Linked DNA regions of Mus musculus: region 1 is linked to region 2. Evidence: chromatin contacts called from ENCODE Hi-C data. All regions are on one chromosome and are shown on one strand. Each heading gives the region's core, a stretch centred on a gene start or an enhancer-like site at or near the end of the contact. The rest is flanking DNA. Distances are from core to core; before and after follow the strand shown.

Region 1 (4,510 bases), core at 306-2,805, about 17 Mb before region 2:
GGCTTTGTGTAGGTTCTGAGATCTGAACTCAGGCCCTCTGATGTGTACAGCAACTGCTTTACTCCCAGGGCCATATCCAACCCCACTCCCCTGCACTGTCTCCACAGACCAAGCCTGGGTAGTTCTGCCTTTACCACCATTAATGTGGTGTGCAGCACACGGTAGAGTCTCAAGAACTGGAAAGAGCTTAATGACAGAGGTGAAGGTGACCGTGACCATGATGGAGCTGGAGATAAGCAGGTCCCAACCAGCATATACAGTGAAAGGGGCATGTAGCCTAGTCAGACACAGACCACAGGACACCTGATTTGACCTTTGTGGGAAGGATAACGGTGTTTTTCCTTCCCGGTGGACAGACAGCCTGAGGTAGCACCGCACGGCGCTGGCCAGTGGAGTAGCTGAGGATACATGACTGCAGAGCCAGGTGTGCCAACATGGCCACTGCAGAGCTGCCTGGTGGGAGCTGGTCAGGATAGAGGATGCCCTCAGTCGCAAGGACACTCGCCACACCTCTAACACGAGACAGCACCCAGGATATGGTTGTCAAAGAGAAGGCTGGTCATCACTGAAAGAAGCTGTTCTGTGCTCATGTCCCCATTGTGGGGCTACATGCCACCTGCCTGTCAGCTGCACCGGGTAAATATTTGCCTTGCTCTTTATATTTCATTAAAATCTATTACGATGTTGGCCGACTGGGGGGTTGAGTACCTTTCTCTCTGGGCTGCCGGAGGCTTCACCAGACAGAGGGGCTGGAAGCTCATTCTCTGCCTGCTTGGCACCCTGGGAACCACTCCTGCAAAATTCCAACTTCACTGGCAAACCAACATGTGTTCCATGTCCTGGAATACTCCCTCTGGGACTCAGTTTTCTTATCTGTGGAATGGGTCACTATGAGCTCCTACACCCAAAGCTCTCTTGGAAACCAGGTTAAATAATGGACAAAGCTGCCACCCAGTGGGTACTTTACACATAGTAGTTCCTTTCCTTCTATCTCTTGCCCAGCCTTCAGCAGAACTACTTTCTCGATACATTTCAGACCCCAGGCACTGGGGTCATGCTGCCATGGTGTCTCCACTAAGACCTCTTCTCCAAACCTAGTTAAGTTTTTCCAGAGACTCATTTTTCTCCTCTAGAAAATGAACAAGTCCCTATGCACATGAAAGACAAGCCAAGATCCAAGAGAGGCCAGGGCCTGGGTGTCCTGGGCATGGCCTGGAGCTCTGGGCTGAGGTGGTATTAGCAGGGAGGACCAGCCCCAGACCATCAGAACCACTTCCCACAGGTGCCAACCATTAGAGTCAGAGAGAGATACAGAATGGGAGTCCCTCAGGAAGAGGGGCTCAGACCGCACAGCTCCTGGGCTGAGCGCTTATCCTGCCATTCCAGGCTTCTGGGAGAGAAGAGGATTCTGGGATGGGTCTCTGGGTGTGCTGAAGCCCTCTGCGGTGGAACATCCGAAGGGGGGCCACCAAGGTTTCTAACAATAGCCTGCGTGCCTGTGACAAGCTCACACCTCAGAGGGAGGGGACAGGCTGGCTCCAAGAGGCTCTGAGGGAGGCTGCTGACCTAGATCGCCAGGGACAGAGGAAGCCTGTGCCCAGCTGAAGCCACTCCGCCCACCTTGCTACTAAGTCTAGAGAAAAGTCCAGAGCAGCTAGGGTGGGCCTGCTGGGGGAGCCAGGAGAGGCTGGGAGGTCAGGTGCCTTGAGACTCTACATTTTCACCAAAGGTCCTTGGGCAAGCTGACTCATCGGTCGGACACCGGGGTTCCCTCCTTCAGGCCCTGTCAGTCACAACCTGGTCCTCAGGGTCAGCTAACACCACTTTCAAGAAAGACAGCCAGGGCCTGAGCACCTCAGCCTCAGAAAACACCAATGCACTCCTGATACGTGGGGAACTGAGGCCCCCTCGAAAAAGAAAATTACTCAGGAATTTGAAAGGAGATAGCGAAGGATTTTTTTTCCTATGTCAGCTCTGTTCCCTAGCTTTTATGTAGATTCGGGGTTGCCAGGCAAGCTGAGGCTGGGAGAAGCCTGGAGGGTGTAGGGGGGCTACACAGGTCTTAGAAATGGGGCTTCTTGGGTCAGCTGGGAAACCCCAATCCAATTCCAGGGGAGCCCTTGGCCGGGCTGTGCACAGGCAGGAAACGGCTCAAAGCAATTTCCTCCCGAGCTGGTAGGAGAGATAAGGGCACAAATGCAGGGGTGGGGAGCCATCCATCTGGCTGCTGGGATCTCCCTTCCTGCCCACAGCTTGGGGGTAGCAATGTTCAGTCCAGGGTGGCAGAACCTCTGTCTCTCCCAGGGTAAGTCAGGGCTGCAGCCTGCCTAATGAAGTCTGGATAACCTAGAGAGTAGCCAGGCCAGAGGGGCTGTGGAGACAGCCACCCTGGGCCTGAGCTCCTAAAGCCTAGGGTACAAGCACAGTAAAGGAAGGGTTTTGTTGTGCCCTGAGTTCAACTAGCCCAGCCACATGCTACTCTGTCAACTCCCACTAAGCCATTAGGAAGATCCACCCTAGGGGTTATGGTATCTGCTGACCCAAACCAATGCCAAAGAAAGAAAAGGGCTGATACTCCTGAGTCTATCTGTTGACCTATAACAGGCAGAAAAGCTTGGGTCCTCTGGGACATGATTACCTGGGTCCTGATTTTTGACAAGGAGAGAAGCCTGCCAGGTCACTATGGGAAACAAACCCCACTTCTTCCTTTACAACCACTGAGGGTGGGTCAGCTCCCCAGCCGCAGAGGTGCCGTCCCTCTTCTCCTTAGCTCTGGGCTCAGACCTACACTTCTGTGAAACTGGATGTCCTCTAGGGACTTCAGACACAACCATCACACACTATAGCCTCCATCCCCCATGATCCACCCCTCTTCTGGTAGTCTCTATTTCAGGCTAGTCCACAGAACCCTGCCCAGGACAAAGCTCAGATCAACACCTGACAAGGCCCTTTCAGACCGAATGGAACCCAAGCAGGCACCCACTATGGGTGCGGCCTACTAATAGAGGGGATGTTCCTAGATCACGGGTCATGGATCGGGAGACAGGGAGCCTTGGCCATAAAGCCTACCTGTGGGGCAGGTGGGGCTTCCGATCCTCAGTTTCTTCACCTGGAAAATGAGAGTAATAAACCCTGCCATTTGCCTTGCTGGCTGTTACTAAGAAGGCCGGTGACAAGGGACATTTGTTAAATAGCTGTGACAGGCCTCATGAAAAAGCCTCAAGAAAAAAAAAATTACTGATACTCAATTTTATAGATCGGATGAATGAGGCACAGAGCCAAGCAGCGTGCAGCTGGGATTGAACTCGGGTCTCCAACATGTCACTCAAACTTCAGAGTCCTCACGTATCATTACACCAGGCAGGGACAGCCACACTGCTGGGAGCCCAGAAAGCTGAGTGGATCCAACCTCATTTCTGCCCCTGGACCACTTTGTGACCTTGGCGCAGTCATTGTCTCTCTTTGTCAGCAGAAATAATGCAAATTTTCCAAGCCCAGGAGAATTTCTGCTGCGAGTGCTTCTGCCAAGCTGGTGTAGGCACTTCTCCCGCAGCACATGTGTTCATGACGCCCCTGACCTGAATCTGCCGTGCACTGACCATCAGCTAGGCTGCCGCAGGGGTGGCGGGCAGGGACACCGGAACCTGATCGGAGGGCTTTCAGCCCAGTCAAGCAGGGGTTCTGGAAACTGGGAGGCCCGCAGAGAGAGGCACCTTGGCAATAAGCTTGCTTAGCACAGCCTAATCCACATGCCAAGGTGAGTGTCTCAGGCAGCAGGACGCTAGGCTGCTTGCTACCGCTAACCAAATATGGAGCCGTGGTGGTGAGTCTTTATCAACTGGACACAAGCTGGGGTCATCTGAGAGAAGGACTCTCAGCTGAGAAAATGCTCCCTGTAGGCAAGCCGTAAGAGCAGTGTCTTGGTTAATTATTGATATGCAAAGGCTCAACCTTGGGCAATGCCTGGGCAGGTGGTCCTAGGGGTGCACAAGAAAGCAAGCTGAGCAAACCCTGAGCAGCAAGCCAGTCGGTGAGCAGCGCCCCTCTGTGACCTCTGATTCCATCTCTACTTCCAGGTTTCTGCCTTGAGCCTGCCCTGACTTCCTTTTTGATGGGCTGTGAGCCATAAGGACTGTGACCTAGGTAACTTTGGGTCATGGTGTTTATAACAGCAAAACAAACCAGGACAGAGGCAAACTCAGCCTCAAACACCCACCAATGTCACCTGCCTCTGCACGTCTTCTCCCGTGGCCTCGGCCCTTTTCCCGGCCTATGGGCCAGTGCTCCAGCAGGGAGCGAGTTGAGGGCCTTCCGAATGATGTGAACACACCTAGTTTATCTGAGGCTTTCCAAATGTGAATATGTGTAGTAGCTAGAGCCCTTGGACTCCTGAATTTCCTCACAGTTTTGTACACAAGACTTCAGTGCCCCAGGGGCTTTTGGCTTCTACAATCAGTACCTGTATGGAAGCTGGAAACTGTTTTGGCTGTGGGCACAAGACCCAAGAGTG
Region 2 (4,344 bases), core at 556-3,055:
GGAATGAGAATTCTTATTGACAGAGGAATTCTAAGCCATTCAGACGTCTCCTCATACCTCCTTTTGGACCCTCTGGCAGCTTTGCTGCTGTTAACTGACAGCTGGATGCTGGTTCCTGGCCCACTAGGCTCCACTCTGTTGGAACCTCAAGATCTGTCTTCAGGGGTTCAACGCAAGGGTCTGCATGTGCATCTGCTGCAGTGAGACACATCTGTAACTATTTTTTCCCCTGGAGATCCCTCTTTGTGGATGTATGCTACAACATTACTCTTCTCTCTCTGTATGCCTACAGCTGCCCTACACTAACAGTTCCCACCAGCCTTTTGTGGCTACTCTTTGAAATGGGGCTAGTCCTGGTTCAGATTTCCTCTCTGAATCAATGTGTGAAGTACACATCCAATTTTGTAGAGGGTAAAATTGCATATTTAATTTTTTTTGTCTGAATGGTTTGATGAGATGATTTTATTTGAATATATTGCAAGCAAAAGACAAGAGTGTGAAGTTATAAGAACACCTCTTCTAGCTAGGGAATAGTGACGCCCACGGTGGGCAGGTAATCAAGATAATGCCCCATAGAAATGCCCGAAACCTGGTCCATCAGTGGATTCAGGATTCTGTCAGTTTGACAGCACTATCACAAGCCTACTTGGGAACATGTCCTCAAAGGATAAACCTTGTACTTACACACACGCACCATTCTTCCTAGTTGCCAGGAGGAGACCAACTTTGGCCAATACATACTCCTAAGACCATAGTATTCTTTATTGCTTTCACAGGCTCAAAGCAATGAAGCAGGCTGACTTAACTCCCCTGAAACCATGAACCCAAATAAGCATTCCCCCCCCCCCCCGTAAGATGCATTTCTCTTGAGTGTTTGTCCTAAATGCCAAAGACTAACACTTCGATAATCTTTGACAATTTATTTTCTTTAAAATGCTGATCATCAGCAGGTTGCTGTGCCGTGCTTCCGGCCTCCAATGGTGTGCTCTTTATCTTTCCTTGAAATTCATAGGTGGAAGGAGGCGTTTTGAGCTGTGTGGCACTGGATGCAGGGAACGGTGAGTGGATGTTAGTGACTGCCAGGCAACATCGAATCCAGGGTCTGACTCAGTGGTTAAAAATGCTTGTGGTGCAACAGCGAGAATCAAAGTTCTTGTCCTCAGAAATCCAAATTTATAGCCGGTCGGAGTGGTAGCCCAACTGTTGTTTTAGCCTCAGAAGAAGGAGCAGGAGGTCCCCAAAGCAAGCTGGCTCGAAAGAGAGCTCTGGTTCTGCCTGAGAAACCCACCTCAATGAGTCAGGTAGAACAGCTATAGGAAGTGACTCCGAACAGTATCAGCCTCAGACCTCCACGTGCAGGAGCACACCCATCTACATATGCAGGTACACACACACACACACACACACACACACACACACACACACACACACACACACACACACTGAAAACAGGAATAAAAAAATTCAGCATGCCCAGAATTATTCTTCACCCTCCACTTAGTGTTTAAGGTGGCATGGAGTGTCTTCTAGCTTTTGAGACCTGGAATAGATGTGAAGAGTTTAAGATGCAAAGATGGAACTAGATGAGGGCAAGCTGGAAGCTGCTGGCCTCTCTCCTCTTTTGTTCTCTCTTGGCTGTTGGAACAGACACTGATGGGCAGTTGCTGGAGTGGACAGCGTTGTCAAGTGGCCTGATCAGGTTCCCCAGCCTCCAGGTCACTGGGCAGGACGGCGCCTGGCTGGAGCCTCTGTTCCTCTCATCTGACCTTGTGAGTTATGACAAGTGGAGCTGCACTTGTGCCTGCACTGGGAGCCTCTGTTGGGTGTCTGTGATGTGCTGCACACTGGCCTCAGCCAACTAGACAAACTAGAGACAGACGAGCTCATGAGTGACGTCCCCCTTCTCGTAGCTTTCCTTCTCTTTTTTCAGAGACTCAGGTATCAGTGTTCCTCAGTGTGGGTGGGTGGATGAGCTGCTTGTATGAAAATGGAAACTATTCACTTGTGAAATAAAGTTACGTTGACCATTATGATTGATCTAAGTTCCTGGACAAGCTGCTGGAGATATTAGGTATTAGTCGGTAACAAAATAATTAAAAAAAAAAAATCTCAGTGGCTTAGCAGCAAGTTGACAACATTATTTTCACAGCAGACTCACTTTGCGCGCGCGCGCACACACACACACACACACACACACACACACACACCACATTTCTTTTACAATTATAAATACAGTTTGTTGCAACACAACAAGAAGAGATGGTGCGGTGAGCACACTTTGTTGCTGGTGCGTGGTCCTGCCTCTCTATAGCTCCCTCTCACTTTCCCTCCTCTGAAGCATCTATGGGTGTCCTGCCTTATCTTTTTTCCTGTGCTCATTTAATTATGCCCACGCACCATTACATACAGATCCCATACCTTCTTCCTTAGCACATCTTAATTAAAGTAGACTAAGGTTGCATAGCATTCTTATTGTTTGTATCATTCAGTAACATTAACTGAGATCCTACAAGGACATTTTCTGTAACACTGTTACAGTAACACTGTTACATTTTCTGTAACACTGGCCTTTCCTTTTTCACAACTGCATAATGTTCCATGGCGTGGCATATAACCATTTTCCAACCAACTTCTTAGCAAAATGTATTCTCTGGGCTTCTTTTATACATAATTGTTGTGGGAAATATATAAAAAAGAAACCTGCCAACTCTCAGTGGGGGGGGGGGGCAGGCCACATTCCCACCACCACCGCCAACTCTCTGGAGCTAGCCCCCACTCCAAGTGATCTCACTCACTCAGTCTCTCAGCCCACCAACTTTCTAGCCCTGTAAGGCCACAGGGCTCCCACTGGGCCATCTCTAGGACGGGGGCTTCGAGTTCCTCTTGCTTCCACACAATGCCCCATGCACCCCTGATTAGTCATCTCAACACCTAATTACCTAGTAGAATCAAGACTCTTAATGCTTAATGATCCAATCAGATTTATATTACAATAAGATCACAATTTACAAGATGCCAATACAATAATTTCAGAGCCAATTAATAATGATAAAAGCTTTAACCCAATTATTCTAACCTTGTGAAAATCTTAGCTACTTGAAGCTGTTTAAAACCACACGGGATCAGGATCTTCTTCCTGTCCATATGCCTCCATATTGGCTCCTCTTCCTCCTCCTCCTCCTTCTTCCCCCTCCCCCTCCTACTCCTCAAGACCTCTCTATCCATCCCCCCCCCAAGCTCTTCGCTCGGCCTCCCTTTTCCTGTCCAATCACAAGCCTCCCACTGTCCTAATGTGATTGGACAAGGAAAATCCTGCAACACACTATGATCAATGCCTGCCCATCTGTTCTTTTGTTGTGGTTGGTTTTGATTTTGTTCGTTTGGTTTTAGTTTTGGTTGTCAATATTTTCACAGATGTAAGATAAGCACCCAAGAATAGATTATAAATATATATGTGATTTGTGTATATACCATTATAATACTTTCTAAAAAGGCTTTGCATTTTTATTTGGATAAGATCTGTGAGGACACATTCCTTACTGCATCTTTTTATAGAAATATCTTGCCAAATGATAGATACACATTGAGAACATGTTGCTTTAGCCTAGTGGCTCTCAATTTTCCTAATGTTGCAATCTGTTAATATAGTTTCTCATAAAATTATTTTTGTTGCTACTTCATAACTGTAATTTTGCTAAATTTTATAAATTATAATGCAGACATCTGTGCTTTCTAATGGTTTTAGGTGACCCCTGTAAAAGGGCCCCAGGGGTCTCAATCCACAGGTTGAGTATAACTGCTCTAAACACTAGGTTATTAGCCATGTTTTAGAGGTCGAAGACACATTCTCAGAACTAACTCTCTCTCTCTCTCCTTTTCCCTCTCCCTCTCTCTCAACAAAATAGGGCACATAGACCATGAAGTAAAGTCAAGTATGCTATATACCGTCATCAAATATTAAAAATATAATTTTGTATAGAAATGTATGTGTCTCTATAACACAATAACTATCCACGTGTAGTTGCAGGCCTGATATTCACCATAAATTCCCAGCAAGGCTGACTCTAATTCATACTTTAAGATACATGTACCAACTGTAACATTTTGTAGTCGGTCATGTACATCCATAATTAAAGACCTCATCTGAGATAGTAATGAAAATAAGATGTCATATTTGTTATGCTCTCTTCAGTTGCTTCCCGTCTGGTAGTTGGTCACAAGGCTAAGTAACTCAGCTGGGGTCGGTCATATCTGCCATTCTCGAAGACCCCAGCTGTGGAAGAAAGGACCAGTGGTCTGCTTTTCCTAGGACAGGCTCCCTACCTCTTCCATTGCCCTGTGATA

What was found. Hi-C counts contacts between places; a loop is a spot of excess contacts on that map.
Region 1: a map of regulatory T cell shows a loop between it and region 2 (11-fold over the local background). The contact joins two enhancer-like sites. A Hi-C loop is called at or near these places in 5 of 37 maps with a recorded cell type or tissue (T-helper 1 cell, T-helper 17 cell, T-helper 2 cell and 1 more).

The regions. Positions count from the first base shown.
Region 1 is chr9:58,844,901-58,849,410 of GRCm38, reverse strand. All of the region lies in intron 2 of Hcn4 (hyperpolarization-activated, cyclic nucleotide-gated K+ 4), which reads right to left. Among named protein-coding and RNA genes, the nearest start is that of Hcn4, 24 kb to the right of the region's middle. Within about 2 kb of position 1,555, at least 1 of the 3 ENCODE cell types and tissues checked has a DNase peak (open chromatin) inside an H3K27ac peak, as active enhancers do.
Region 2 is chr9:41,920,017-41,924,360 of GRCm38, reverse strand. No RefSeq gene overlaps it. Among named protein-coding and RNA genes, the nearest start is that of Gm36227, 3.0 kb to the right of the region's middle. Within about 2 kb of position 1,805, at least 1 of the 3 ENCODE cell types and tissues checked has a DNase peak (open chromatin) inside an H3K27ac peak, as active enhancers do.